3 separate regions of the Mus musculus genome follow, and all the other regions are linked to region 2. Evidence: chromatin loops called from intact Hi-C (ENCODE). Cell type or tissue: heart. All regions are shown on one strand. Links, peaks and the distances in the headings refer to the core of each region. The heading gives the core; the rest is flanking DNA. Region 1 has its middle 26 kb from the start of Scn3b. Region 2 holds the start of 1700110K17Rik (RIKEN cDNA 1700110K17 gene). Region 3 has its middle 33 kb from the start of Zfp202.

Region 1 (10,798 bases), core at 877-8,876, 89 kb before region 2:
TCCTTTTAGCACACACTAACAAGGAGAGACAAACTAGACCTGAAGTGATGTCCTGAGTAGCTGAAATTAGGATTCCCAGTGTGTGCTTCCCTGGTGATTTTAAGGCCTGTTGTGACTCTTGATTAAAACAGACAAACAAACAAATAAACAGATTAGGAAAATAAATAAAACTTGGGGCAAATTGCAACAGTCTCCAGAATTTCATTACCTGAATCATAGACGTTTTGCATACACAACCAATGAGAAAGCACATGAGTGCATGCAGGCCTATGTAAAAATCAATCTTTGAAGTTAATTATTCTGAGTTCAAACACCGCTGCCCTAGCACACAGACACGCCCTGCTCTGGTTAGAATAGTTTGAATCTCCAAACTTCAGGTGTTGCCTATGTTTTGATAGTAAGAAGCAGCGCCTTTAAGAGGTGATTATGTTAAAAGCTTCTCCCTTTATACCCTAATAAAAGAGGTCTTTGCATAAAATCTAATTTGCTTGGCCTTCACCTATCTCCCCAAAAGGCACAGTACCACCACTCTCCTCTGGAAGATGCAGCTCAAGGTCCAGTCTTGGAAACAGGGAGCAGCTCTCACCAAACAAGAAAACACCTTGACCTTGTACTTCCCAGCTTCCAGTGCTGTGAGAAATGGATGCCTGCTCTTCATAAAGTGCCCTACTCTTACATTGCAAATGGACTAAGACACCACCACACTATTGATCTGCAATCCTGGCCACACATCAGAAGCACCTGTCACTTTCTGTGGACGTCCACTCAGAGTTTCTGACTATCAAAGCAGCAGTAGAGATCAGGGACCAGGATGTTGCAGAGTTACTGGGGGTTTCTATCCTGTGAGAACCGAGAGGCTCTGTGTCTCCACTGATGAAGCTGTTTGATCTTGAACATGGGCAGTAACTTGGAAGAACCATTGTGGGGACTTTGAGTTACATGTAGTGACTTGAAGGTGAGTTTTCCCACATTCCCTATAAAAATGGGGGATGTAGTGACAACACCGTGAGGACAAATAGGGCAGACAAGAAAGAGCAGCAGGCCAGACATCTGGAAGAGGAGAAACCACTTCCCACTGTATTTTATGAGTCATATGCACATTAATACAAAAGTAGGAAGAATAATCAAAATCAAAACTGGAAACTAATATTTCTATATTTCTATAGCTAACATCATATGCTAGAGACTCCCCTAAGTTTCAGGAACTTTGCAAGGATGTCCACTCTCAGAATTCTTATTTAACACAGTAAGGGAAGTCCCAATTAGAGGAAGCAAGAAAGGAGACATTGGGAAAAGATCTTTCCAATCTTACATCGAGAGAGGGCTAATATGCAATATATACAAAGAACTCAAGAAGTTAGACTCTAGAGAACCAAATAACCCTATTTAAAATGGGGTACAGAGCTAAACAAAGACTTCTCAACTGAGGAATATTGAATGGCCGAGAAACACCTAAAGAAATGTTCAGGGGTCTGGAGAGATGGGATCCAATGCCCTCTTCTGGTGTGTCTGAAGACAGCTACAGTGTACTCTTATACATAAGATAAATAAATAATTTTTAATAATTTTTTTAAAAAGGCTTATTTTGCTGGGCAGTGGTGGTTCATGACTTTAATCCCAGCACTTGGAAGGCAGATAGCGGTGGACTTCAGAGTCCGAGGCCAGCCTGGTCTACAGAGTTAGTTTCAGGACAGCCAAGACTACACAGAAAAACTGTCTCAAAAAAACAAAAAAGAAAAAAAAATTTTTTAAGCACCCTTAGTCATCAGGGAAATGCAAATCAAAACCCTGAGATTCCACCTTACATCACTCAGAACAGCTAAGATCAAAAACTAAGGCAACAGCAGATGCTGGCAAGGATGTGGAGAAAGAGGAACACTCCTTCACTGGTGGTGGAATTGTGAGCTGGTACAACAACTCTGGAAATCGGTTTGGCAGTTCCTCAGAAAACTGGACATAGTACTACCTGAGAACCCAGCTATACCACTCATGAGCATATACCCAGAAGATGCTCCAACATATAACAAGGAAACATGGGCTGGTGAGATGGCTCCGTGGGTAAGAGCACCTGACTGCTCTTCCCAAGGTCCGAAGTTCAAATCCCAGCAACCACGTGGTGGCTCACAACCATCTGTAACAAGATCTGACTCCCTCTTCTGGAATGTCTGAAGACAGCTACAGTGTACTTACATAAAATAAATAAATAAATCTTTTAAAAAAAAAAAACAAGGAAACATGCTCCACTATTTTCATAGCAGCCTTATTTATAATAGCCAAAAGCTAGAAACAACCCAGATATTTTTCAGCAAAGGAACGGATACAGAAAATGTGGTACACAGTGTAAATTACTCAGCAATTTAAAAACAATGACTTCATGAAATTCGAAGGCAAATAAATGGATGGAGCTAGAAAATATCATCCCGAGTGAGGTAACCCAGTCACAAAAGAACACACATGATATGTACTCACTGTGGAGAGCTTTTGGAGGCCACTTCTAGAAACTTGGAGGGAAATTGACCTCTGGCCAGGACAAGGAAGAGAGCTTAAGGAGGGAATCTGACTTTGAGCTAGGACTCAAGAAAAAGGCTCGGACTAAGAACATTTACATTTGAATTAATGCAAATCTCAGAGCCGACTCAGCCAAGGCACATGTGGCATTCCTTTTGTTTACAGGATTTTGTTTACTGCCTTGCTTTTTTCTTGACCTAGAACTGATCTTATTATTTTGTGTGTACAAAAATGGTATAAAAGCAGACTGGAAAAATAATAAACCCGCTTCAGCCTCAGAACTGGCTGGGGTCATGCTACAGTGTTGTCTAATTGTCCTTTTTCTTTTTAATCCTTTGCCCCTGCCTGGGAGAACCTGTTGACCAACTGAGCTGGCTCAGTCACTCACTGATAAGTGGATATTAGGGAAAAAGCTCAGAAAACCCATGATACAACTCACAGACCATATATGAAGCTCAAGAAGAAGGATACCTGTAGTTTGGATGCTTCAGTCCTTCTTAGAAGGAGGAATAAAATACTCCCGGGAGGTAGAGGGTGGGAGGGACTTGGGAGGAAAGGAGGAGGGGGAGGGGAAAGGGAGAGCAGAATCAGGTATGGCAGCAGTCGGGGGCGATATACTGAGGGTCAGGAAATAGAACAGAGGTGCATAGCAATAGAGGGCGGGGAACAGGGAGTAACCACCAGAAAGTTCCAAAATTCCAGGAAAGCAAAATGTTCCCAGAACCCAACGGGGGATGACCTTAGCTGAAATACCCAACAAAAGGGAGGGTGAGCCTGTAGATACCATAAGCATCTACCCACTCATTTCCAAAATTTTAACCCAGAATTGCTCAACCTCTGCACATGCATACATGGGCAAGTGCACACATACATGCATGCGCGCGCGCGCGCGCACACACACACACACACACACACTTAGGTTTATTTCTCAACACTGAAAGAAGAAATGAAGACAAGTGAATGGGGGGGGGGTTCATAGTGTAGTTCACACGGGCACCAAGGCCAGACTTCTGAGTCTCCAAGATGTTCCCACTGGGAGTCCGGTAAAGACGGCACAGACTCAGTATTTGTAGTCAGGAGAACTGACAATTGTTTTTTAAAGGTTAGGGAAACTGAAGGCCAAATTAAGAGGGATTTTTAAAATCTGTTGTTGTGTGAATGGTGCTTGTGAGTGTGATCGTGTGCTCTGAGTGTGTGGAAGTCTGAGGACAACTTTCAAGAGTTGATCTTCTCCTTCCCGGTCCCGGGCTCCCTGCATTGAACTCAAGTGGTCGGGCTTTCCTGGTAAGCTTTTGCCCGCTGAACCATCTCTCCACCTTGACATAAAAATGTTAAAACTAAGGTATCTCCCAAGATGTTAAAGACTTCTTCCTGAGGGTTAGTCGCTGGCAAGGGTCATTGTAGTGCGCTGAGATTGGTTGGGTGGAGCAAGAAATGCACACTCCAAGGGGGAAGCAGCTGCAGCAACAGAGAGAAGTAGACCGCAGCACTAGAGCCTGCTGGAGAAAAGTTAACAATGCCTGAGAAAGAAAGGGAGCCTCACAGCTCAAGGAACGGAGTGATGTCCTTGCGGGAGCACAGGCCCAGCACAAAGCCAGCAGCAGACAGGCAGGCTGGGGTAGATCTGAGGGTGCCACATGGGAAGTAGGGAACACATCTGTGTGGGTGGGTGGGTGGAATGAAGGGGGAATTTATTCTGGATTTAAGGCAGAGACTGCACTTCTAGTGGGGGTGGGGGATGGAAGCTCTACCTTGTGGGCGTGGCCCGTTTGAGAGCGAATGTCCCTTTGCTGAGGGAGCACGGCTTCCCCTCCCACCCAGAAGGGAGAGCGGCACTGCCTGTTCCCACACACCCTCCCTTAGCAGGCTCGAGCACATTAATCATAGTCTTCCTCGCCGTGTACATTAGCACAGCTTTCCCACGTCCGGAAAAATGTTCCATATTTATGCCCTCATTTAAGCCTCACTGTTCACTTGGGCGTTCATCGGGGAAGGTAGAGTTTTAAAGCTTAAAAAAAAGAAAGAAAGAAAAGAAACGCGGAGGTGTCGTGAAGCTTGTGGCTAAACGGTTGATTTCGAGTTGTGAGGGTATAATAATCAACCCTGAACTAGCATTTGTACTCTGTGCTTTCCTATCCAGCCATGTTGGCGCCCAGGTCACAGGATCTTTTGCAATATGAAAGTGCAGGGGAGAGATCTTCGGAGAGAAACGCTAACAGCCAAATCCAGCCTCACGGAAGCAGCCTTGCTTCCCAAGGAGCTGGGCTGAAGGCAGAGCACCAGCTCTTTCTTTGGTGGTCTGTTGTGTGTCTTAAGAAATGCAAGAAAATATCAAATTTCACCCCAGCTGGTTTGACACTTTCAGGTAATTCCTGTCCTAACCATACATGGATCCTGGATTAATGAGAGTATATTTTTATCTCTCAACCTTTGAGCTGAAGCTAAGAGAGCTGCTGTTCTTTGCCTGCTGGATGAGGTTGCCATGGAAACTCTTTCAGGAGAAAAAGCACCTCCCCCTTATAATGTGACAACAAGCAGGAACTAAAACGGACCATCCACTCTAAGATGAGAATGGGGGTGTGGTACACAGACCAAACAAAGCATTACCCCTCCCTCCCCTCCTTCAAGATTCCCTGTAACCCACAATTATGAAGTGTTCCCCCAAACAGATTCATGTCCAAATACACAACAGTAATGCTCTTTTGACTCCCAAAATCCTGATCTTTACTGATACTTTCTTGGGCATGGCCTGGAAGGCCAGGTATAGCTAAGGGCACCAGTTGCGTGTATTGTGTCTGAGCTGGCTTCATGTGACCAACATGTGCATTTCTTGTCCAATGACAGCACACTGCAGGCTTAAAAGGAACCCAGCTGTCGGGCGTGGTGGCGCACACCTTTAATCCCAGCACTCGGGAGGCAGAGGCAGGCGGATTTCTGAGTTCGAGGCCAGCCTGGTCTACAGAGTGAGTTCCAGGACAGCCAGGGCTATACAGGGAAACCCTGTCTCGAAAAAAAAAAAAAGGAACCCAGCTAAGAACATTTCACACACAGATACATAAAGTCAGACAGGCAGAGAAACACATAAATAAATAAATAAATAAATAAATAAATAAATAAATAAATAAATCCTGCAGATTAAAGCTTTGTGGGGGGGGGGGGGCAGCTCACTTTTGAGATACTTTTTTCTCTTCAGGATTCAGTATCTGATTTGGAATATATTGTCTTTTCAATATTCCTGGGCTGAATGCATCTTTGAATACAAAGAGAGATGATAACTCAGATTTACAACTGAGACTAGAACACAGGTCTCTTATAACTTACACAATCCCTGCAATGTTTGCATCATTAGGACTGTGAAGGATTTAAAGCATACATGCTACCCTCACTAGGGTGTATCCCTAGTAACGAAGATGATCGTTTTTAATCATTTACTTGTGCTTTTCAAGGGTAGGAATGAGGTCAAGTCTTGCCATGTAGCCCAGGCTGTCCTCAGACTTGCAATTCTCCTCCCTCTGCCTTCTGAGTGTTGGCCATAGGTGGGCACCATCGCGCCCGAATGAGGGCAGATTGTCATACACACTGCTTTGCCATTAGAGCCAAGAAGAGTGCCTGGCATACTGCACATGCTCCATAGGTGTCTGATGATTGATTTATTAACTCAATGAATGTTTGAAACGGATGGATCAAAGAATCATGTGTAAAACAGTGACAAGCTGTCAGAAGACATCAGCCCAGGAAATGGTAGTCACTAGCCCAAGAATACAAACAGTATCAATGAGAGGGAAAAGCTAGAAATTCAGCTCTAGATCTTATGCTGAGCTGCAATGTCACCTACTTCCGAATTCCCAGTACCATGGAAAATGCTGCACTTGATTTGTGGTCATAGCCTTTCCACTTATCGCTGAGGATCATTTTCTGTCATCTTATTATATAAGGTGCTTTTACCCTGGGGGAATTCCATTTTTCTGTGAATGTTTTTGTCATCTCTAACCACATCTGATGTTTTTGCGATCAAGTATAGCTACAAAGGAGGACTTAGGATCTTTACATAGGGTCAGTACCCTCTTGGTTTCCTTCCTCCCTTCCATCTTTTTTCTCGTTTTCCTCCATTCTCCCTCCCATCCTCCCCCCTCCCCCTTTCTCTCTCTTCAGTCCACAGCTGTCTTCTCTATACCTGGATAAGACCCTTCCCATAAACCCTGAATAACTTGCCTACAAAAGCTTACTGCATAGTTACAAGTCTCAGGAAGAGCCTGGATGTTTGAGGAAGAATACAGTATTCAAGGATGGAAGACAACACTAGTTTTTGTTGTTTGGCTTTTGTTTTTGTTGGTTTCACTGGTAGATTTTAGATCACCCTTGTAGATATCGGTATTCTGCAGAGTATGTGCTGTTTGGTTTTATGTCAACTTGACACAAGCTAAAGTCATTTGAGAAGAGAAAAACCTCAATTGAGAAAAACATACCCACCAGATTGGCCTGTGAGGCATTTTCTTGATTGTGGACTGATTTAGGAAAAACTTATATACAGTTTTCAGATATAGGAATGAAACAGAGTAAGCAAATAGCTATCATGCAATCATGAAGTCCCAGAGACCTAATCAAGCAAGGTTGCACTAAGGCAGCACAGGATAGCTCAAGTGCAGCTCAGACCAAGAGCTCAGTGACCTTGGGACTGATAACCACAGCCCTTCAAGCTGGGAAGTAGGGTTGAGTTCTCAGGATCTGGAGAACAGAAGCTTCCCCAAGACCCTGGCCCCAAGCCTTTCTAAACATGTGCCTGGTTTAGGCAAGGAACTAAGTTCTTTCTCCATACCTCAAAAAGAAAGTCCCTGATCAGCCTGGGCCTCACCTATCCTGATTTCTATGAAGAGCTACAGGCAATTAATGGATGCTAAAAAAGGAGAATCAGCCTCCTCCAGGAACAAGCCTCCTGATAGGTTATCCAACCTCAAATGGCTAACCCTAAAACACACACGGACACACACAACACACAGACACACACACACACACACACACAAACTTCTAACAATAATAAGAAGTCGTGAGTTTAACAAGGGACATGAGAGGAGTTGGAAGGGAGAGGATCAAGTGAGAAAGATGTAAACATAGTACTAACATACAGAATTCTCAAAAATGAATACACTAAACATTTCCTTCAGCAAAGAATTCATTGATTAAGACAGAGCTGAGAGTGTCGCTGAGCAAGAGTGCATGTTCAACATATATGAAGCCTTGAGTTTAATTCTCATGACTGCGGGGGGGGGGGGGACACAATGGAGCAGGGAGAAAGAGGAGGATGGAAAGAAAGGAAAAAGGGAAGAGAAAACAGAGGAGGCAGGGAAGTCACTCAAATGGTGTCACATGGAGTTGGGCTCTGGGGTAAATGTGATGACCCAAAAGGCACAGAGTTCCTGTATTAGACTGAAGGTTTAATACACAGATCCAATATACCAGTGATAGAAAGTGTCCATTTGTTTATGGTGATTATCACTTTGTATACAGAATGTCTCAAATCCATGAAATGAGCTAACTTGGCAGATACTGTGAAGTATGAAACCTGTGGGGTCAGAAGGAAGAGTTCAAGAATCAAGAGTAAAGAAGGCAGCTGGCACAGGAAGTCAATACGCTAGCATAGGAGGTCAAAACTTGCAGGGAATTCTGGAAAAACACTTTGTCCAGATGGAAGCAGAACCACAGAAGAGACTCGTAAAGGAGTTAGACGAAGCGGTCCACCGGCTACTGCAGCGGGCTGCTGCTGTTCAACAGAGCCAGTAGTCTAAAAATAAACTGGAAGCAGGTCAGTCAGAGGTGAGAAAGACCAGCTGAGACCACGGGGGAACCTTCCTTTCCATCTACATGGCATTTCTGTGATGCTTTTCTTAGGGCAAGGGCTGTTCCTTCACGTGATCGCCTGCATTTGATGCAAGTTCTTTTGCACAAACCTAATTCCCACCCAGGGTAGGGAATGCTGGAAAATAGAGTTCCCAGACTAAACACCATCTTAAATATCTTGTAGCTGTGAGCAGGAGAAAGCAAGAATTATTACATTCAAACCCACATAAGAGCCTGGAGCTACACAGAGAACCAACCATGAGACCAGCTCAGAGACAAGGAACTAAATAAAACATGACATGTCAGCTGTACTGTGATCAGCTGTGGCCTGTAGTGCTGCTATTGAGAGATGTGTAAAACTAGGAACTGAGCCATCCCTTTCCATTATACTTTCACAGATTCATAGTCATTCTGTTTCCTTATACATTATTTTAGATACATATTCATCAAGAAATAAAGAAGAACGAAAAGTACTGACTCAGCTGATTCCCCTACAAACCTTCTCCCAGGGGATACTAAAATTAATTCCATCAATCTTGTTCAGCTATGAAATTCCATGGTTGTTCTACTGTAAAATCATTTAATATTAAAACGTTTTCTAGATATAATTTTTTAAAGTGTCTCAGCTTTGCCTTTCCGAGTTGATTTTAGTAGATGTTCCTAAAATGATAGCATCGGTAGATGACATGACCACTGACCCCATTTTTGCAAGCTTGCAAGGCTGCAGACATTGCATTATGCAGTGCGCATCCCTAGAAGGCCTGGAGCAAAGCCAGGTAAACAGCAAGAGCTCCATGGATGCCTTGTTTCCTCAGTAAATCCTGGGTATTCTTCACGGCTGCAGACAGCTCAACACAAATCCTTTTATAACTTCTTTATTTTTCCACTCTCACGCTACCAAAATCTACTCAGAGACCAACACAGTGTTCTCAGACTATTTCCTAGTTCAGGCTTCTTCATTCAATTCCCCATATATTTAGTGACTGCAAAATATACTTTATATACTATTCTAGGCATCATATGAAATATGAAAAACCAGCAGTTGTTCCTTAACTTGTAGAGCTTGCCGTCATGGAGGCAGTAGACTGCATGTCGTTATACACAGAGACAGTTGCGCCGTTACAAATGATAATCTATGCCAAGAATGCAAAGCCAGGGTGCAACGTGGAAGAATGAGTCTCTGTCTCCATGCAGTGGTGAAAGATCATCTCTTTGGAATGACAGTTAAGCATGAGCATGAAAGATCAGAAAGAGCTAATCCTATACAGAGGAAAAAATAGCTCTCACAGAGAGCAACGAGACTAGAGCCCAATGAGCAGGAGAGGCTTGGTGTAAGTTGAACCTGGGGAGGTTGGCAGTATTCAGACACTGTGAGGTGCTTTGGGTCTCCCCACCCAAGCAACTCCTGTAACAAGTTCGAGTACCCATAACTTATTGATAGAGAGTGGTGTAAAAAAAGCCAATGAAGGGTGTATTGAGCAAGTTACCTCTGGGAAACTTGCATCTCATTCTCCATGGAAACTCTGGGACATAGTACAAATAGAACCGACACTCAGGAGGCTAGGAAGCTGGGCTCCTCATGAATAAATCCCTATGCTCTAAGTAATCCTCCGGAACTTCCAGACCACTCCGTGCAAGATCAACACACTCATGGACAGAAAAACGCAGTCAGGGGCTCTGCGGATCATTCGGTCTGTAACGAGCTTGCCTTGTAAAGCAGGATGGCCTGAGTGTGATACTCAGAATTCACAGCCCCCCAAAAAATGACCATTATGTCTCAGGGATATAGAGACAGGCAAAGCTGTGACCTGCTGGCAGCCAGTCCATCCTACTTAGCAAGTCACAGGCCGTCGAGAGACCTTATTTAAAAAATAAAATAAGCCGGGCAGTGGTGGCCCACGCCTTTAATCCCAGCACTTGGGAGGCAGAGGCAGGTGGATTTCTGAGTCCGAGGCCAGCTTGGTCTACAAAGTAAGTTCCAGGACAGCCAGGGCTACACAGAGAAACCCTGTCTCAAACCTCCCCACCTCCACCCCCAAATAAAATAAAATAAAATAAAATAAAATAAAATAAAATAAAAAAATAGGAAGACTGACGCCCTCTGCTGGTCCTTTCAGGCACTCAAATACATTTAGCATGCATTCATACAGATACACATGAATACCCATTTAAAAAAATAATAAAAAACCTTTTTAAGAGATAAAGTGTCTTAGGGTTTTATTGCTGTGAAGAGATGGCATGACAGCATCAACTTTTGTAAAAGAAGACATTTAATTGGGGCTTGTTTACAGTTTTGAGGTTTAACCCATCATCAGCATGGCAGGAAGCATAGTGTGCAAGCAGACATGGTGCTGGAGAAAGAGCTGAGAGTTCTATATCTTGATCTGAAGGCAGCAGAAGGAGACTGTAAATCACACTGGGCATGGCTTGAGCATATATGAGATCTCAAAGCCCG
Region 2 (10,798 bases), core at 1,552-9,551:
AGGAAGCGGTAAGATCAACGTTCATGACAAAGACAATCTGCCTTCTCAAATTTGGATGCTTTAATTGCCCCATAGCACTGAGGCCATGTGGTGTCTGTTTCTCTTTGGTGGCACTAATTCTTGCAATGCCACTTAAGAGGAGATTATTGGTTGGAGAACGCTTAGGTATTTATGACAGCTGGGCCAGGACAGCTCTGAGAGAGAAACAGACAGACAGACAGGCAGGCAGACAGAGTGCCTCTCATCTCTCCAAGATATGAGGTGCTATCAGCCCAAGGAGGCCAGAGGTCAGAAGACCCTTGGTCTGAGTCAGAGAGAAGGAACAGACAGGGGGAGGCAGAGTTCAGCTTCTCTTCCTTCATCATCTTGGTCCTCAATGTCCTCAGATCAACATAGGCCACTTGAGGCGTCCAGTGAGGCTATGGATGGACAATCAATTAAAAACCTCTGAGATATGCTGGCACGGAGCAGTTTGTGGGAAGCCAGAGTGTTAGCTGACAGGTGTCTAACTTTAAGGGACGACTTAATACCATGCTGGAACACACACGTGACCCAAAGGGATCATTTGGACCCACAGCCCCACATGAAACATGAGCCTCCTCTCGAGCCCTCTCTCTGTTCCCTCCAACCCTGTCAGTCCAGCATCCTGACAGCTTCTCCAAGCCTCAGCTCCCACTGGAGCAGAACAGAGGAAGTAAGCATGCGGGAGTGGAAGGGAGGAGTGGTATTCTCAGCACAGACCAGCTTAAAGAAGGGGAGACAAGGGTCTGAAGCCAGGCCACAGTGTGCCTCAGCTGTCCAGTCCTCCTGAAGGTACAGAGCATGTGGCCAGGGCAAGCTGAGGGACTTTAGCCAGACGTTCTTCCAGGAAAGAGTCCAGGGCCATACAGTATGTGACAAGGAGAATGGAGCCCTTGCAGGCACTGCTGACTCCACAAAACACTCTCAGAGTCCAGAGCTGGATAAATAGCCACTAAGGATGACCTAAGAAGGACCCTGCTTTACAGACTAGAAGGCAGCCAAACCTTCAGTAGGAGCATGCTCTGGAGGATACTGCATATCTTTGACACACTCTGTCATATAGCACCGTTTCTTAGCACCAGCTCCTCCACAAGATGTCTTGTCCAGTGATGCTAACTTTAGCCCTAAGTTCATACCTCCTGTCTCACCCTAGCCACAGAATACCGCCTGGCCTTGAAGCAGTCACTCAGTCCTGGCTGCTCCCTACCTTCCTATAGGACATTAGATGAGGAAAAACATGAGGTGAATCATCTCTTCATGTTCCCAGATCAAATCCTCCTCCCCAGGACATACCCGTCCTGCTGTAGAAGAGAACTACTGTGTCTGTTTTGTGGTGAGATGAAGAGGTTGACAAGGGCAAAAACTCCTAAGACCCAAACGGTACTTAACACTTCTTGCAACCAACCCCCCTGCCCATCCCCCCACCCCCAACACACACACACACACACACACACACACACACACACACACACACACATTTTTCTATTACCCAACAAGAACAGAAACAGAACTACTTACATTGTACCAACTCTGGCTTTTCTGTAAAGACAAAAATAAAAGAGAATATAATTAGTTAGGGAAGAGACGATAGAAGTGGTATTCCTTCCCCCTGGGGTGAAGGTAACACAGACAGCGGAGGGTGGGCAGGGAGAAGGAATCCAAATGCAGCTGAATGCTTCCCATGTCGATGCTCAGGAGGGTCCTCCTTTCACAAGACAGCTCCAGAAAGGAGGCCCAGGGAGCAATCCATGCTGGAAGCCCCCACCACAGCTTGGGGCGATTGGAGAGGCAGGCAGTGGCAGCACTAGCTAGCGCTCAACCAGAAGGGAGTCAGAGCCCCATCGCCAGGTCCTACTGATGGGGAGGTGGGATACGTGGTAGGCATCCAAATCCTAGTCCCCCAGTGGGTTTTGACTAGAAGCAGAGTAGACACAGAGCCAAACACAGCCTCTTGCTCCAGATCATCTCCCCTGTCAAAGGCAGGGTAGAATGTTTTGGTGAAGGGGGAAGAAGGGGCTTTCTTAAAAGTCACACTATACTCTCAGCTAGAAGGTGAGCAAATTCCTTCTATCCCAACAACCGACTGACCTAACTAATAGCTAACTAATGGTTGAGGAAGAAAGTGGAATTGTGTCATCTCTAAAGGATTCTTCCAAGCCATGGTGTTATATACAACTTGGTACTCATGAAATCACATTCTGTCGCAGCTCTATGGTTGAGGAATACTCATACTGATCTCCCCATGGGATCTGAAACTTTCTAGTGAAAGAAGGGGAACGGCTTGATTGTGTTGTGTCTGTCTCCAAGCTCTACTCATGAGCATTCTGCCCTGATGTTAGAAACGTTGCCAACGGGTCAAAGCCTCAACGAGATACCAGAGGTATGGAGCCTATACATAGTCAGCCACTTAGAGCTTGTGTCAAAGAGCCAGCTAATAAACGCACAGCTGGGCAACCGCTGTGTCAGCTAGTAAGGTGTGCGTGTGTGCATGTGACAGGATGGAGGCGACTATGAACCAGGGATCTGTGACTGTGACCACAATGATGACCAGATGATCATGTGATCTCCTTCTCATCACCAGCTTCTTCCTTTGAATCAGAAACCTGCCTGACACCTTGACCCTCTACCCTGACAGTCAGCACAGTGGCCAGAGATAGGGCGTGCAAGGGGCACAGGCATGTATATGCTTTTCCCTCGCACAGATTCCACTGGTCGGTCTGACTAAGATAGCAGGCAGCAACACAGGCACTCAGTTACCCTCTGCTAGGAACTCTTTGTGGTCATTCCTCAAAAGGAATGGTGGTTTCATCTAGAAAGCACAGTCTTTTACCACAGTGGCCTCCAGAACTTGAAGACCAAACCCACATAGCCAAGACTATGTCATCATAGAATAGGAATTGCTACCTTATAGGAAAGAATTCTGGGCCAGAACATTCCCACCTAAGTAGTTCAGCTAAGTCTATTCATGCCTGGAAAGGGTGGGGGGAGCGAAAAAGTTATACCTAGCTGGACCGTCATTTCTATAGCTCTTTTTGGGTGTTCACAATGGCAACTGACTCTAGGACCACCAAAATGGGGTTGTGTTAATTTCACATCATGATGAGCACGAGTATACTCTTGCAGCTACCGACCAAGCTATCTATCCACAGTTAGCTTGTACTGCACTAACCCTGAGCAGGCTAGTCACCTGCTTCCCAGCGGAGGAAAATCTCTCTCAACTGAGCCCAAGCACTTTAGTTCTTGGAACTTTTGTATACAACTGTTGGAGGAAAAGGGTCACTGGGAACAGGATCCGTTGTGATCCTCAAACACGGTGCCTGCCCTCTCTCCCCACGTAGACGGAAGTAGATCTTCCCTTTCTCTGCACTGACATGGAGATGCTAGTTCCTTCAGAAACTACTTGACACAAACAGCTTCAGAATCCCAAGACCTTTCGGTTAGGAACACCTGTCCCATCTCTAACTAGCTCTGTGGTACCTTTATAGCTAATATTCATTATCTTATAAAGTGAGGATATAAGAAAGGATGCCCTTTTTTTTCCCTTAATTTTATTTATTTAATATATGAGTGATCTGCTGCATATACATCCCCCTGCCTGAAGAGGGCATCAGATCCCCCTATAGATGGTTGTGAGCCATCATGTGGATGCTGGGAATTGAACTCAGGATCTCTGGAAGAGCAGTCAGTGCTCCTACCCACTGGGCCATCTCGCCAGTCCCGAAAGGATGTCTTAAGTACTAAAAGAAATGAGAAAGGAACCCTGTAGAGTAAGAACTTCGGAGGCTATGCCGCTGACCATATCCCTACACAACTCCTTCTCTGCCAGCACTGAGGCACCTCAGAGACATATACACTTACATGTTCGGTGAGATTACATTAGCCCTCAAGAATACCCAGCAGGAAGGAGTTTCTAACCTTTGACCTGCCTTTCTGGGCTGAGTGTTAAAGGGACCTCCTGTGAAGGAGGTTCTCAGAGAGGCTTAAGGCCCAAGAGGGTGACAGAGGCACAGACAGACAGATCAGAGACTGCCTACCATTGTAAATTCATTGCTATGCCCCTACCTGGAGGAGAGGGCTAGAGCTCAAGAAGGCACAGAACTAGGGAGCCTGTATCAGATGGGTAAGGGAGTGGGGTGAAAGCACAGAGCTGTTAAGAAGCAGGATGGAGGGTTGGTGAGACGGCTCAGTGGTTAAGAGCACTGACTACTCTTCCAAAGGTCCTGAGTTCAAATCCCAGCAACCACATGGTGGCTGACAACCATCCGTAACAAGATCTGATGCCCTCTTCTGGTGTGTCTGAAGACAGCTACATTGTACTTACATATAGTAAATAAATAAATCTTTAAAAAAAAAAAAGAAGCAGGATGGAGCTGGAGGAGGAGAAGGGCCTGGAGGACTTGTTTTGGGTCTCTGTGGCCTTTTCTACAAGGAATCAGACAAGTGAGAACCAGACAGAATGCAAGGCTCCTAGAAACATACCCAGACTACCTTAGAGCAGTTTCCAGCCCTCGCATCGAAAAGCATCTCCTAGAACAAAGGCTTGAGGTGTCTGGAAAGCGAGCTGATGAGGGGGAAGGGGGAAGGGGGAAAGGGGAAGGGAGACTGGGACCAGGAGCTCTACATTAAGCATAAACTGGAGCCGGGAGGCAAAAAAAAAATCAAAACAAAACAAAACAATGTCTTACTTTGATCAGATTAAGTCTGTCATACTGGAAAAAAAAACCACAAAAATTAGAATTCAAACAAACAAATAAACAAACGAACAAAAAGGTGAAAGGTCACAGCACCGGGCACCGCCAAGCACCAACAGAGAGCTAAGCTGCGCGGCAGAAGCCAAGCACTGAGTGGCCCTATCTACTTGGCAGGCCTGCAAGGGCAGAGAGCAAGCAGCTCTCCGGAGCTGGAGGGGGCAGGAAAGCATGTCCTGGCTCCCCCTAGTGGCCACAGGCCATCACTACTGAGTGCAGCTTGACTGTGGCCCAAATGCACTGGTTTCTGGGAGTGACGGTCAGCCCTGAGGTCTGTAGCTCCCTACTCTAAGCGGGGAGAAAGAATCAGCCTCTACCCCTGAAACTGTGATGAGGAAGGTGAAGCCTTAATGATTTCCTGTCCCTAACAAACAAAAAAATGGAGGTCAGCAAGGGGGGGGGGGGAGACACCGTGAAGCCTCTTTGCAGGAGGTGGTTATGGGTGGCCCAGCTATAGTTGTAGTGAGAACAGTTCTAGCTCACAGAGCTTCCACGCAGCTCTACCTGGCCACCTTGAAAGGATGCGCCTAGGGGAAGCAGGTTTAGACGCTTTGGCCGTACCCCTGCAGCACCTGCGTGCAGTCCAGTCACGGGGCCCTGCATTGAACCCTTTTCCCATGGTGACTCTGGTGTAGATCCTCTGCGGTCTACGTGTCTTACACTCGCATGTTCCAGGGTGACTACGGTGGATCCCCAGTGCAGTTGTGCAATGTGGTCCTTCCTTGTCAGGCTGTCAGTAAGCACGGTGCTGCTCCTGGAATGAGCTAGGCTTGGAGGAAAGAGCTGCACACTTCACCTGAGGACGGGAAAGACTAAAGACTCAGCAGCTGTGGTGAGGAGGAGTAACCTGGTACCCACATCCAAGCTGGGTTCTCCTTCTCCCAGATGAGCCTGGAGCCTTCTGGTACACACTTCAACTAAGGCAGAGGGGCGGGCACTGGCGTAGCGACAAAAGGTCTTGTACAACTCCTGTCCCCAGCTATCAGGCATGCCGGAACCTGCCCAGCCTCCTACACCCACAGAGGACTCCCACTGGCTTCCTCACTCCAGGCTGCCGCCCCCCACCCCCCACTGGCAATAGGCACATAAAATACTGAGAGTCACAGGTCTGCCTCTGAAGGGCACAGTGGGAAGGCTTGGCTGTGGAGCTTCTTGTTCTTGCATCCATTGGAAGTGGATAGTGGTGTGCCACCGTCCTCCCTGAGGACACTCACAGACCCTGTTGTAAGTTGTCTCTCTGACTGAAGTTGGCACTTCTTCCCAACAATCGACTTCCTGGGCCCTACTGCCTTGCGACCAACTGCTCACCACTGAGCTCACCACTGGAGATCCGAGGGCCCTGGGTAGAGGCTGGCACGTCTCCCTCCCTAGAGCCTGGTGGGTACTGTCAGTCATCACCCTCCAAGGTTCTGGTACTGTACCTTCTTTAATCAAAACCCAGGTCTCTAAGCACACTGTGAATGAGTACCAGAGCGGTACAAGCAAGTCGCAGCGGGTGCCCTGCCAGGTAGCTCTCAGGGGTGGAGGAAAAGATGAACTAGGCAGATCTCATCAAGGTCTTTCCTCACTTCTGCCAGGGAGGCCACCGTTACCCATCCAAGGGTCACATGAAACAACAGAGTGACTGAGTGGAGGCTCCACGCCCACAGGGACGGAACTACCTCCTGCAGGACTCTGCGTTTTACAAAGTGCCACGCAAGGAGGGAGACACATTCCCACTAGTGGTAGTGTTTGAGAAGCAGGCAGACTCGGGAAGGGGATGGGGTGCAGGTGGAGTGGGGTGGGAGGTGGAGTCTTTTCTCTGTTGTCAGGTGCAGTGGGCGTGGTCCCTCAGTGACTTCCAAGCCAGCCTGCCAAGGGGTGGGGGTGGGGAACAGTGGGTTCAGCCCTTCTGGGAAAGGGACCAAGCAGGACATATGGGCAGAATTGGCAGGGGTAGAAGGAGGGATGCTGAGCACTACAGACAATTCAATACTAGAGGGGAGATTAAAAGACAGAGACAAAAGATGGCTTACTTTTGAGAGGCGCTTGTGAGACTAAGACCATGCATGCAAAGGTGTTTGGAAAACAGTGGGGAGAAGAGGAAGAACAAGAAATCAAAAGACAAGTTCAAGTGGGGTTTCTCCCAAGCCTCCCGAGGGGTCCCCTTTCTCAAGCCCTGCGACTCCCGTTGGTTTAGGAGCACCTGAGTAGAGGCACCTCTTGATTGCCAGAGGCCTGGGGATCGAAGGAGAACTCTGGGGAACCTTAACCATGTGAGGGAGGCCTCTATGCTAATCCTTGGATCAGGAGCCCAAGACAAGCTTGAGAGGGAAGGAAAAGTCCTGTGACTATCCTCTCTGCAAGATGAGTAGGGCATGGGCTGGGACAAAGGTAAGGCGGGGTGATGGCCAAGGAGGAGGTTAAAAATAGCCCTCCGGAAGCTTCCCTGAACTCGCTCTTCCTGGCAATACACTTGTCCCAAATAACGTTCCTTTGCCAGTTCAAAGGGCCAAATTTAACGAAGGATTATAAAGGCGACACCTCCTGCTCACCAGAGCTTCCTCCATATCTCAAGGGTCTTGAAGTTCCTTAGATGCTTACCGAGAGATGGGGAGCGGGGTGGAGAAGGGGCGCATGACTCGGGACCCTCCCTGAATGATTAACCAGGAATCAATTCATCAAGAGTCTCCCCTGCTGACGCTGACCTGTCCTGACTTCATCACATAGACACGGGGCTGTTCGGTCACATGAGTACCCAGTAGCTTCCTGCGACCAGCTAACAAAGGCTGCCAAGTCCCCAGCATCGTCTGCTCACCTTGGAATTTTTACCACCGCTCCGACCAGACTGTGAGGAGCAACTGCGTTGCACACCCTGCTCCGGGGTGGACGGGGACTTGTCCGAGGAGTGATCTGAGCCCTTCTCCACCATGGTGTCTCCGTCCTGGTTCTGTGGTGTTGGTGAGCGGGACCGCTTCCGGAGGATGGGAGAGCAGGCTGGCGTGCTGCGGTTGGAGTTACTGGCAGTGCTGCAGGGGCAGATGGAGACGGGGAATGAGATGGAGAGGGAAGAGGAAGGAAGGAAGGAAGGCTGTGAGTGACGGTCGGCCACAGACCCATGCAAAGGAGCCAGCTCAGGGAGCCCAGGCAACAGGCTGAGGAGACAACCCAGCTAGGGACTTGCTGCACTGTAATGCTGCTACTGACCAGCAGGGGGCAGTAGTGCCGGTGTGAAAAGGGAACTGGGACTAGAAACAAGCAGTCAAGTATTTAAATATTCACCCATCCAATCCTGTTTGAGCTTTAACTACATGTAGAAAGCTATTAGGGAAGATGATTTAGACCCTGAAAGAATCTCTCAATGCCACCAGTTCATTTTATACATGCTTTGTTTCAACACTTGCCCATAGTGACAACAACTCCGCTTTTCAAAGCATTCACATATATATTATTTCATAGGCATGTCTTTTACAAATTACGACGTTATTTTATCTTGCATGTATGTGTGCAGGCATGCATGTACCATGGGCATGCCTGTGGATGTCAGAGGGCAACTTGCCAGAGTCTGTTTCCTCCTTCCACAGTGTGAGTCCTGCAGAATGAACTCAGGCCACACTGGCTTGGCCATCTCGCTGGCACAGGTACCATGTGCCAGGACATTCAGTTGAGTTAATAACGGCCACTATCCTTCCATTTCATTTAAAAGATGAAGCTAAATGCCAGATAGAGAGGAGAAAGTGACCCAGGGCTAGCCTCAGAGTTTGCTACAGATGTAAGTCACTCATAGCAGCCTGGTAAGTTATGTTGCTGGTCTACGGGGGGGGGGGGGGGTTGTTCTCATACCTCCTACCCAAAATTCACCTCTAAAAAGTTCCTTGTACTTCCCATGGCACTAAATCCAGTTATACCGAGGCATTCAATCTGTTAATACAGTAAAGACCGAAACTTAGCTTGTGTTTTCAATAGAATAGAAGAGGTGAAGAGAAAAGGGTGGAGAGGAAAGAATGAACTCAGTTTGTTCTGTTTTCAGAGAACAGAGAAATCAAAGAGCTGGGCAGGGAGGGAAGAATCCTCAGAAAGAGACAGTGGAAATGGGAAGGGACATCCTGGGAGATTACATGGCCCCAGACCAAGGTGACAGGAGGGGCAGGATCCTGCCCACCTGCTCAGGAGCCAGACTAACTCAGGAAGCCTTTGTGCCATACCACATTCTGGCCTTGCCTCGGGACAGTGACATTTACATGAAGATCTAGCTGTAACCTCAGATGCTCCATGGAGACATTTGTAAAGAGTACCATGCCCTACCGCCTGGATAAACTCAATACAGAGAGAGCATCCAGCAGCCCATCCAGTATCATTGGGGAGGGGGAAGAGGTAGAGTGTGAATCTGTATGGAGTGGGGCCGGGAGCTCTGCACATGACCTCCACTATGTGTACATGCACAGATGCACATACCACGCCGCACACGTGGGGATTAGAGGACAGCTTTAGGGAGGTAGTTCTCTCCTTCCACCATGTGGGTCCCAGGGATCGAACTCTGGTCGATCCCTGGGACCCACATGGTGGAAGCTTGGGAGCAAGCACCTCTGCCCATTGAGCCATCTCTCTCTGCTCCACTGGATCTTCTCAGGCTGCCCAAACTGGAATTTAGTTCTCCAATGTGTTCTTCACCTCTGTGCCCACTCTTGCATCTGTCACTGAGTGAGTCCCCTCTGCCACCAGCCCTGCTCACAGAGACCTCTGCCTATTCCTTGCCCTTCTCCAAAGGCACCGTCATTGCTCAGAAGTGGTATCTGCCATTTCAGCCTACTCCATCCTACTCATTCTGTTTCCATAAGGCTCATTATTCCACCCTTCCCTTCCTGTCGTAGGGTCCTCCCTCAGGTTCTCAAGGTGTCTTGCCTGGACTTGTCCAATAGCCTTAGCTATGATTTCAGTGGGAAAAAAACCCGCCCAGAATAATGGGTCACCAACCCCCCCATGCTTGGCCTCCACTCCAATCCTCTTCTATACTAGAAGAAATCCCTGTAACCATAGTTCTGCACCTTGGCAGAGTCATTAATAGCCTTGCTACACTGCTAAACCTATTAAAAGATCAGCCATTGTCCTGTAGATTTGGACACGCTGCTAAGCAAATAAAACCAGTTCCTATGCATTTTATGTAGTGACTTAACCTTTCTAACTCCATGGCTTGCCCTTAACTTGATCCTACAAGCAGTATTAAAAAGAATTGCTGTTATATTTGGTGATGGGGCACTGTAGAGAGGATCAATATTGATCAGTCAACAGATAAGCCCTCTGACCTGAATTCAGCAAGAGTCCTGTAACCCTTGGCCTGTGAGAAACCCAAGCAAGAGAAGGGGGTCTGGTCAAGGTGATATGACTGTGTCACATGGCACAATGTTAAACATCCATGTTCACATAGGTGAATAAGAAAGGATCCTTGTGCTTAGTACATTTATCATGAGGCAGAGCCAGACATGACCTGTCATTGGAATATAAGCTACAGGTAGACAGGTGGTGTGAGTCAAAAAGCAGATGAAGGGGAAAAGGGAGAGAGAAGAAGAAAGAAGGAAAGCAAGAAAGGAAGGAAGGAAAGGAAGAGGAAGGAGGGAGGGGAAGGAGGGAGGGAGAGCAGGTGAAAGTGAGAGAAAGGGGGAGAGAGAGAGAGAGAGAGACAGAGAGACGAAAAGCTTTACTTGAAGAATTGGGTTCAGAAAATGTAGCCAGGTAAAGGCATGAAAGTCAAAGAAGGAGAGAGAGAGAGAGCGAGAGAGAGAGCACAAAAGCAGCATGAACAGAACAGAATGAAAGCCTTAAACAGAACAGCATGGAAAACTCGGAGAGTGAGAAGAAGCTACAGGAGAAACCATTTTGAACCGAAGTGCAAAGGATTCCTACAACCCTCCAGTCTCCCTAACAATAGGCGCACTAAGACCCTGATGACGACCCTATGCCAGGAAGATATTCACTCGTTCCCATCTCACCCACATAAGCCTGGCAACAAAGACTGGTTCACTCCTGTCCCAGGAAATAAAATGAGACTCCTG
Region 3 (10,798 bases), core at 1,234-9,233, 110 kb before region 2:
AGACATGCTCAATGGTAGAGACTTTAGGGATAAAGCTGTGGTAGTTCAGGAAATAGGCAATGACTGACGATCATTGACAATCATGTAACTACATTTCTATAGAACCTTACTAATTTCCTGACTTTTATAGATACTGAAAATGAAATCCACATCGCTGAAGATTCAAAGCTCTCACAAACAAAAGAAAATACAGCATTTGCCTTTCTGGATATAGGTTTTCTCACTCAGAATGGTTGTTTCCAGCTCCATCCATGTGCCTATGTTCTTTGTAAGAGGGAAAGGTAAAGAGAGTGGGCCCGCAAGTTGGCTCAGTGGGTAAAGGCACCCACCACCAAGCCTGATGACCTGAGTTCGATTCCCAAAGCCCACATGACGAATGGAGAAAACTGACATTTACGAGTTGCCCTCTGATCTTAGTCACCAGGGAGAATAATATGAACTACCATAACAGCAACACTAATCCAAACTGGATATAGAAATATAATAAAAACCAGGTAAAGCCAATTACTACAACACCCACAGAAGAAAATGCAAAAACAGGTAGTGTAATCTCTGAAGTTAAAAAAAAAAAAAACAAAAAAAACAAAAAAAAAAAACTGCCTCCGGGGCCAGCCTGGTCTACAAAGTGAGTTCCAGGACAGCCAGGGCTATACAGAGAAACCCTGTCTTGAAAAACCAAAAGAAAAAAAAAGATTAAAAAAAAATATTAGTAATGATAGCAAATGAAGTAAATACAGTCATGACAACAAGGGGAATGGATCACAAAAATACAAGGACAGAAAACTGAGAGAAAAAGATGCAAGAGCTCAAATGTGATTCTACACTAGAGAAGATATGTAAAGTTAAAGATAAGAATAATGCAAAGGAATTAAACAATACTGAAAATACACTACACAGGGGTAAAACAAAGCAAAACATTCAAATAGTGACAAAGAAATTAAGGAACCAGGCCACTTCCTGCCACACTTGTTGCTTTTACGTCCAAACCAACATTCAGCCATCCTTAACAGACTAGAAGATTCTTACATTGAGGATATGTGGGGCTGGGGCCAGTCCCTCTTCCTGCTGGAAGCAGGCAACATGTGTTAGGGAGGTGGCCCCAGAGATCAACATGTGCTGGTCATGCATGCATTAATAATTTTACTACTTCGTTATTTCCCCTTTATTGACTTGTCAACTGTATTTTTAAGACACCATTTTAGTGGTTACCCTTGACATCCCAGTATATACCTCTGATTCCTAGTCTCCAAACCGTCACCACTTCTTCAGTAATGCCTAAGCTGCAAGCATTTCAACTCCATCCGTTTTCTCCATCCCAAGTGTAACTGCTGCCATGTATTTTCATAAGGCATGATTTTTTGCTTCATACAACCAACCCTGATGTAATTGTCAAAATATTTACCTGTTCTAAGGCTCAATGCTCATTGAGTTTCATGGTGTGATCAGTATTGACATAGTTTAGTAATCCTTTCAAAGAACCAACTACTTTGGTTTATTAACATGCTTTCTTTTTTGTCATTACTTTCTATATTTAGTTTATTGCTTTTTTAAAATTTATTGAGTCAACATTTTGGCTCATTAAATTTTGAAGCTTTTTTTCTACTCTCTAATGCCCCTCAGCACTGTCTTCAGAGTGGACTACTAATTCTCATAAGTGGTATTTACATTTTGCTGCAGTAGTGTTTGCAAAGTTTTATTAGTATTTCTTTTTGATGCAATGATTGTTTATAAGTGAATTCAAAAATCTCCAAACATATGACAATGGTTGTTTTGGTTTTGGTTTTTATCTTCACATAAAATGTTAGAGAAAGAAAGCCATATTACATTCATCCTTTGATACTTCAAGACTTTATTGTCCCATAGTTTAGCCATAATTTTAAATGATTTCTTTTTCTCTGTCACTCAGTAGTTAATGCTGGTCTGAAATTCATTATGTAGCCAAGGCAGACCACAAACTCACAGAAATCCTACTGCTCCTACCTCATGAGTAGCTGGACTCTTAGGTTTGAGCCTGGCTAATCTTAAATATTCCATGCCTGCATGGGAGCAGTACATACTATAAAACTCAGAGACGGATCTTTATTGCCATAAGTTATTACATTTTGTTAGTTAAATATGTAATGTACCTTCTTTATTTTTCATTTTGATCTATCAAAAACTGGGAGTGAATGCATTTAAATTGCTCACTAAAATAATAGGTACACTATTTGTTTCCATATATGCTATTCTGTGTTTTCTGATTATAGAGTTTATAGCTTGGAAGAATTGATGGAAACATCTAAAAACAGAAGACGTTTAGAACTCCAAATTGACATACTCTTGAAAGAAGCTCACCAGATTACATTATGGCTAAAGTGCCAAGACTGTAGGACAAAGAAGCAACATGAAAAGCTGTAAGAGGAAAAGGCCAACTTGTGTGCAAAGGGTAAAGCGTCAGAATCATTCCAGATTACCTGGCCAAAACTAGCAGCCAGCAAATCAGGGAGTGTGTACGTGAAGCCTTGGGAGTAGAAAGCTGTCAGCCAAAATCAGTGCGTTCAGCAAGCTCATCATTTAAAGTCAATGAGGAAGTAACATTTGGAAGATTAGCATAAAGTAAACAATTTATGAGAGCTAAATGAGCATTGCAGGCAACACTTGAAAGAATTCTAAACAAACAGGAGAGTTTCAAACAAGGAGGAACACCAGTCACCCATTAGTGTAAAGGGTTCCCCTTTACACACATCTTCACCCTCATCTCTTGTCTATTCTCTTAATGTGAGCCACTCTGACTTGAAGGACCTGAAATCAAGTTGTACTTTCATTGGCAAGAAAGTCCTTTCCGAGGACAACCATACAGGCACACATTGCTGCCCTGGCTTTTTATGTGGGTCTGGGTCTGAACTCCTCATGTTTGCACAGTAATATAAGCACGTCAACAAGCCATCTTCTCCTGAGCCCGGTTTCCATTTTTTCATCCCTTCTCCTTCCCTCTTACATTCCCCAACATTTTTCTTCTCTATTGTACTTTTGGTGGTTCTTAGACATTATTATTATCTTTTGTGCTTTTTTACATTTATTTATTTATTTATTTATTTATTTATTTATTTATTTTGGTTTTTCGAGACAGGGTTTCTCTGTATAGCCAGCCCTGGCTGTCCTGGAACTCACTTTGTAGACCAGGCTGGCCTCGAACTCAGAAATCCGCCTGCCTCTGCCTCCAGAGTGTTGGGATTAAAGGTGTGCGCCAGCACACCCGGCTTAATTTATTTTGTTTTGATCTTTTTAACTAATGAGAAATATTTTTCTGGGTTCTTGCTCTTTTTCTCTCCTTGCTAACACTCCCTCCACTTCTGTAACCCACTTCTCCATAACGCTCCCCTTTCTCTGTCTCCTTTGCTTGTCACACCTGCTTACTGTTTTTGCATTTACCCTGATGTTTTTTATTTCATAGAACATTCTTTATTCATTCTAGTGTTTCTATTTTATAATTTTTTATGTTAGTTTAATGGGCTTTAATCAAATTTAAGTTTAATTCTTTAAAGGTAAATAATATAATGCTTCTGTTGCTAATTTTTTCCTCTGTCTTGGAGATACAGAGGGCTGAGCCCTCCGAAAGAGCATCATCAGTAAGAAGATAGCCAAATAGAACCAGAAGAGACGTACAAGCCAACAGACTGTAACACAGAAATATGAACAGTGAAAAAGAAAAACTGGCTGACAGTGTCCTGCAAAATATCAAAAACTTTCAATTACTGGGTTTCAAAAACACCTGAAATAAGCAAAAACAAAACAACAACAACAAAAGAAAAAAAACCAGCAACAAAAATAGATGAATACTATAAAAGTTCCCTAGTGAAATGATCAAGGTACAAACAAGCATATTAGTCCAACCCACGATCAGGATGGGGAAGCCAACAATAGAGAAAAAAGACACCAAAATAAAAGGAGGAGTAAGCACCATGGGCATGCACAACCCAAAATAACTTCAGGAAGGAAGCTGAGGTTCTGAACATCACAGCAGTGGGGACAGAAAGATTGTGCCAGATGTCTAGGAAACTTGCTGTGGGATTGTGTCTCCTAGAAATGACAGGGAAGCTATACCCATGACAACATGACAATATGGCTGCCTGGACAAGACCTGAACAAGGGCAATATTAATAAACATGCTAATGTAGAAGGAGGAATTCTGATGAGGTCCCACTTCTAGACAAAAAACTACCGGAAACTAAGGACTGCTGAGAGAGGGAGACTTAGTCTTCTCTCAGAGATGACTCCCTCCCGCAACTAGCTACCCAATGCCAAATGGCAAGCCCTGAAATCATTATAGACATACGAGCAACGCTAATACAGATTCAGGGCTGTATTATTCAGAAAAGGGCATGTCAGCTTTTCCTGGAGACACTCTGATGACAAAAGAGAGATACAGTAAGAAACAAAGGTCCTTTGCGTTACATTCAAATTTTCCTTTCATCAGCAAGTGTGAATGACAGTGTATAAGTTAATCTACTCTCAAATAGATTCAATGTGGATATTGGTAACACACGAAAAGGTGAACAGTTTTTAATGAACTCTGACCAAGGGCTAAATTCTGAGCATGAGCATGTCTTCTCAAAGAAAATGAAGGCAATTTCATCAAGGAAATGCTCACCTGCTTCCTTTCAGACCTACTTGCAATTTGAAATAGTACCACTAGAAGGCTGCTCCCAACACGGGAGATTCACTCAGCATTCAGGGACTCCAGGTCAGCAAAATCCTGCTTTAGGATTAGGGAAATGGCTGAGATCCTAAAACCAACCTGAAAGCATCCTACTATCATCCCTGAGTTTCAAGAGGCACACATACAAAGCCTTGCTACTTATGACCAAGTAGATCTCCGGACCTAAGCCGGACTATGCAACTAAGCTGTTCGGTAACACTTTTCCTTGTGGCACTATGACCTGAAAAAATTCTAAATCAATACATCAAGGCAGGGTGCTGCGGGACTTTAGCAGAGAGCACAACATCACACCCGACAGGGAACACCTTCAGTCCTCCTTAGAAGCAGCAAGAAATTAGAGGGGTTGAATCCTCTCTGAGCGCCCCTTCCCTCCTTCTCTTCCCTTCCTTCCCCTCCCTTTCTTGCCTTCCCCTCTCCCTGTCTATTCTTCCTAAGAATAGCTGGCCACCATCTTCTAAAGCTCGGCTGTGATTTGTGATAATGTCTCCCTTTCCCTTTCTCTGAATATCTGTCCACGGCACTAATTTTGAATTATTTGTAAGGACCCACATCTATACCCATGTCAAGTCTCCCTGCTCACTGCCATCACGTGGCATCCTAACAGGCACATCTGCATTCAGAGGTACCACATTCTAACTCACCCATTATGTAATCCTTAAATATTGAAGTCTGCCCTGTTACTTCTCATAATGTAGTTGACAGTGGGATTGTTAAATATTGAGTTTGTCCTATTATTTCTCAGGGTACAAGTGTCCAGCGGCCCTGCAGCACGTAGGGGACGAGACACAGATACTTTGCCCTTGCTTGTAGACTCTTTCCTCAGGAAACATCTTGGTCCACCCCTTGGCTCTTACCCATACTTGCTTGCCAGTTCCTCCCTATTCTCAATTCATTCTCCACTTCGCCCAAGAAGCAACCTTCCATGTCCCCTCCACACTCATCCATCACAGCCCTGAGCACATCATAATCGTGTTCCTTTTCTCAAATAAAGAAAGCAACTCACTGTCATTCATTTTTCCAGTAGCCAGCCCAATTTTGGTTCATGTTAGAAAAGCTTCCGTGTTCATCAAATAGTAATTTCATGTCTAAAAAAAAAAAATCTCCAGGAGTCTATGTGATTATCAATCGATGGCTACAGGCACTCTTTGTAATATAGTATAATGCAAGATAGAAAGAAAACGCCTCTTACTCGCCAGTTTAATGGAACATTTGGGAGAGGACAAGGAACTATTTCCTGTGACCAGTCATCACATGAGCTTCTCAAGAGAGAGAGAGAAATGCAAATGGACTGGAAAGACGGATCCATGGTTAAGGATGCTTGATGCTCTTCCAGGGATCCTGTGTCTGTTTGGTTCCCAGTAGACATATCAGGTGGCTCACTCGCAACTCCAGCTGCAGGGAATCGGACGCTGTCTGCAGCTCCACCGGTACTAGCGCATGACCATGATACACATAAATTTATACACATGCACACACGCACTGAGAGGTCCAAATACCCTGGCTTTGAAAATCTTCAGTTTCCCAGGAAAATGAACAAGATTCCTCAGGGGAACTATGAACATTGGGCCATTAATCAATGACACTGGGAAAGGAAGGATAAGTCCAGAAGTGAGTCAGTTCCTGCAACACCTAGCCGAAGAGGATAATGAGGTTAGAACCGAGTCGGTTCTTGAAATTATTCAAAGCCTCACCAAAAATAATAAAACTAACATAGCAACCAATCAAAATGTTACTAATTACAATGCTGCGCTTCTAGCCAATGGTGTTAGAGGTTATCTAACCCTTCTAGAAAATTCCCCTAGCCCTGCCAACTCCTCTGGTCACTGACATTGTGGTGAATGGTTGACCCCTGCAGGCTGGTTGTTTCTAAAGAGTAAACGTCTTTGCTTTGCATATTATTTGAGTCTGGGGAGTCTGAGTCTCAGCCCCTAACAGCACGTGCACATTTAAAAAGCAAATCTTTGAGAGAGAAGGGTACAAAGGAGAAAGTAAAACAATTGAGACATTGGCCCCAACACCGACAACAAATCTAGCTTACCACCACATTCTGCTTTCACCCCCACCCAAATCCAAGGCCAAGTTCTTACTACTTTGGTGTAGAAAACTTTCAGAATACATCTAATCCTGACAGATAAAAGGGATTCGGGTATGACTACCAGTACCCCAGTCATAACAGATCTAAGGCACCTCCCATTGTTCTCTGTCAGAAGGGAACTGTCCCTAACTGTGACCACTGACATCAAGGCCACACCCTTATATCTTATAACCTGGACAGAGAAGTCATCCATGGAGGAAGGCACGCATGATGTCTCTAGACCTCATCAATCCACTGTTGCCTTTCATCCTAATGGTGGGCTGATGAGTGACTTAGGAGGGAGAAAGAACTGAGATGATCAGTGAAGTCTGGCACCCCCTCCCACCTTTGTCTAGGACCCCCTCATCTATCTGTAACCAGAGGTGACTCTGGGTCTCCCAACAGTCGTTGGAGGTGGAGACTCTGAGCAGCCAAACTAAGGAAAGAGATGTTGGGTAGGTCAAGCTGTTCAGGGATACAGTTCTCATGTCTGGAGGGCCTTGTAGTAAAGTGGCTGTTTTCTGAGTAACCCTCCACCCATCTTCCTGTTAGTAAAGTGGACATTGGCACAATCATTACTTTAATCCATTGTGGACTCCCTCCCTTTCTGAGATGAGTAGGCCCACACGTTGTATCTCCCCAGGGAAAGACTGTCACACAGCAAGCTCAGGCTGCAGGGATTTATAGTCAGGCAAAACTACAAAAAAGTCCTGAATTTGGCGCAAACAAATCTAATTTTAATGTAGGTTTCCTTGGAGCAGCCAGGGTTTAAAGCATACACCTTTGGGTTTTACCGTATGCTGCAGTGTCTGGCACACGGCAAATGCACAGCAGTGTGTGTTCGATCACGGACTGATGAATGAATTGGTGAACACTGGCTTTTTCAGGCCTTTTTCCTATAATATTCCATTTTTTTAGCCTCTGAGAATGTCAAATATTTTTGAATATATCTCAGAGTATGTTCAGCACCTGCCACACAGTTAGAACACAATGACCACTGATTGACCGCTTTTCCTGAGTATATACCGCCCAGCATCTTAAACTGTCATCAGCTGCTCAAGTAGTGAAAGTCACACAAACCTAAACCTCAAGTGTTTTCAACAAAATGAAAATAAGTATATAATTTTAAAGAAAAAAATAAGTATGTGGAAGAAATACGCAATGTATTTTTTTTATGTCACGTATAAAAGAAAGCTCAAAACAAGGCATAGGGGTTCCTGCCTGTTACTCCAACACTCAGAGGACAAAGGGAGGAGGATTGCTGTGAATCCAAGACAGGAACTAACTAGTGAATCCTTGGGCAGCCTGGGCTACAGGGTGAGACCCTGTCTCAAAACACACACATACACACACACACACACAGAGACAGAGACAGAGAGAAATAGAGAGAGACAGAGACAGAGAAAAGGAAAGAGGCAGGGAGAATTTAAGAATGAGCTCAAGGGCTGGGCAGTGGTGGCGCACGCCTTTAATCCCAGCACTTGGGAGGCAGAGGCAGGCGGATTTCTGAGTTCGATGCCAGCCTGGTCTACACAGTGAGCTCCAGGACAGCCAGGACTACACAGAGAAACCCTGTCTCAAAAAACAAAACAAAACAAAACAAAACAAAACAAAACAAAATGAGCTCAAGGAATAAGTAAGCCAACTGACTTTGCATCCTCCTGCTCATTCACTCTGGACACAAGGTGGCGACATTTCATCATCATGGAGTGAGTCCTAAACACCTGTTCTTTTTATTCAGCAAGTGTACAGTGGGAAGCATAAGCTATGCACTAGGAAATTAATGAATAGTGCATAGCTCTTGGGTATAAAGGAGCTTATTATCTATGAGGTTGGAGAGCTATATTGATAATGTAAAAGTACAATAATGACATAAAAATATAACATCTTCTGGGAGCAACGCTCCAAACAAGACAGGTCGCACATGAGGACATGCAAATGGGTACAAAGCACAAGGGAGGCGGGAGCACCGTTATCAGCAGGAAACTTTAAACCATCAGGTCCGTGAGAGTCTACCATGCACCCCAACAGAATAACTCCACTGAGAAGGGCTCAGAACCCCAGAGATGGTAGGTCTGGGGAGCAACTGGGCTCTCTCCCACTCCTGGGGAGGGGCAACTGAAGCCAACATTTGAAGAGTTCTTTATAGTTGTTGCTAAAAGCATGTTACAGATACTTCTGAGTGCTGGTCAGAAGAAATAAAATGATTATATGCACCCATGGAAAATTACATATACTAGCAAAATACTGAAAACAGTCAACTCTCCATCAATAATATAAGTATGTGAAAAATTAGAATCATAATCTGTAGCCCAGGCTAGCCTCAAATTCATGATCCTTTGTTGTGCCTCAGCAGCAGCCTGCGGCAGGGGTGTGTGGGGGGGGATTATAGTTACGTGCACTCTCTCCATGTTAGGTTCCTTTTTTCTTAAGGAGACAGACACCACAATGAGATTATAGGAAGTTCAAAGACAGTTATTTTAGGAACGGAGCTGTTTGAATAGGATAAGTGGCATAGGAGACACTGGTTGATGACCAAGCGTCCTGTGCCCTCAGCCCCAGGCTGTAGCACCACAGAGAAGGATGAGGTGAGTGGGCAGGGGAGGCAGCCACGGGGGCTGACATTTGCCATGTTGAACCAGCACAAAGGAGAGCAAATTGGGTAGCTGAGAACTGCCAGTCAATCAAAGTCAACCTTGTTTGAACAGAAAGAAAACAGCATTGGGAAACCGCCCAATTTAAACCAAGGGATCGTTTCAAGGCTTGAAATTAGACATGAAAAAGAAAAGCATGGTTTCAGCAAAGCCCAATTAAAGCATGAAAAATCCAATTTGGATCGAATTGGCAGGCCTGTCTCAGCACTGGGGCAAGATACTTATCTGGTCCAGGCGCCACCACCCAGAGACATCCATCTCCCCCTATCTGCCTCTCCTTCTCCAGCAAACACACTCCCTGGCCTTCCCTACAACACGTATGGTCCTAGCCCGCTTGCCAATCTTTTATTCCATCCATCCGTTGTCTAATGTGCTGATTCCTTTTATCTTGACACCTGCCCTGGTCCAGTCTTGTCTTGCAGTTGGATGAGTGATTACAGCAGCTGCAACAACTTTCAGGAATCTGCTGGCTTCAAACATCTGAAATTTCCTTTCTCATTGTTCTGGAGACTCGGTGCTCCAAACTAGTTTCACTGAAGTCCAGGAGTTGGCCCAGCCTCACTCTGGGGAACTGGAAGAAAATCCATTCCTAGCTCCTTCAAGGTTGGGGAACACCTGATACCCTAGACTTGTCCCTTAACCGCTACTTGTATAAGCTTGTTTGCTATGAGTCATCTCCCTTTCCCTCTGTCTCAGGAGACCTTGGTGGCATTTAGGAACCACCTGGATAACCCCTGGTAATCTGGGTAAAATACTTAATAACCTAAATTACCATATAAGGCAGAATCCACTTTTTTCCCGCATATGGCAATGTTCACTATTTCTAGGGATTGTTTGGTTCATTGGCGAGCCCATCGACCCGTCTGTCAAGTTTTCATACCCCAGAACTAAACAAACCCTGTTGGTAGAGTGGTGGCTGAGCTGGTGGTAGCTAGCGCTCAGAGGTAAAAGCACATATGTACACATGCAGGGGCCCAGGCCCAACTCCTAACTTCTCTCTTTCTCCTGTCAAGTCTTCTAGCAAACATCACTGGTCGCATTTTTGCCAATCCCCACATTCTATGACTGTTGGAATGCCTATCTACCACCTAGTCCAAGGCAGACTAACTCTTAAAGTTTAACAAGGCTTCTAACTGGTTCCTCTGCCTCCTTCCAATTGATATGACTGGGGAGAGCATCTAAACACCACTCTCGGGTGGTCACCTCCCTGCCAATTATCCAGTGGCTTCCCATCACATTTAAGACGAAGATCTCCTGTGTCTTCCTTGTTCTTCTGTGCTTTGCTCCCCATCCTCCAGTCATGCTAGCTGCCTACTGCTCACTCGGTTCCATGCTCCTGTCTCACAACCTGGCACCTTCTCTTCTCTCTCC

Evidence for each region. A loop is a pair of places that touch in the nucleus more often than their neighbours do. Peaks named below come from ENCODE experiments on the same cell type or tissue, not always from the same donor. Only the 100,000 strongest peaks of a DNase experiment are listed, where the experiment ranks them.
Region 1: it touches region 2 in a loop (2.6-fold over the local background); 3 of 42 quality-filtered maps call a loop at or near these places.
Region 3: a loop joins it to region 2, with 5 times the contacts of the local background. A loop is called at or near these places in 25 of 42 quality-filtered maps.

Annotation. Positions count from the first base shown.
Region 1 is chr9:40,237,359-40,248,156 of GRCm38, forward strand. No RefSeq gene overlaps it. Among named protein-coding and RNA genes, the nearest start is that of Scn3b, 26 kb to the right of the region's middle. In heart, for the core only: no CTCF peak of the experiment used is centred there; DNase peaks (open chromatin) are centred at 4,003 and 4,283; H3K4me3 peaks cover 1,350 bases; H3K27ac peaks cover 2,072 bases; H3K27me3 peaks cover 1,696 bases.
Region 2 is chr9:40,325,879-40,336,676 of GRCm38, forward strand. It overlaps Gramd1b (GRAM domain containing 1B), which reads right to left. Exons shown (of 20, transcript NM_172768.2): 3 at 7,567-7,777; 4 at 1,540-1,560. 1700110K17Rik (RIKEN cDNA 1700110K17 gene) reads left to right here and starts at 7,594. Exons shown (of 3, transcript NR_040728.1): 1 at 7,594-7,709. In heart, for the core only: CTCF peaks have their summits at 3,631 (motif pointing right), 4,962 (motif pointing left) and 7,955 (motif pointing right); DNase peaks (open chromatin) are centred at 4,903, 6,563, 7,633 and 7,703; H3K27ac peaks cover 326 bases; H3K27me3 peaks cover 404 bases.
Region 3 is chr9:40,219,819-40,230,616 of GRCm38, forward strand. No RefSeq gene overlaps it. Among named protein-coding and RNA genes, the nearest start is that of Zfp202, 33 kb to the left of the region's middle. In heart, for the core only: CTCF peaks have their summits at 4,638 and 8,463 (motif pointing right); no DNase peak of the experiment used is centred there; H3K27me3 peaks cover 327 bases.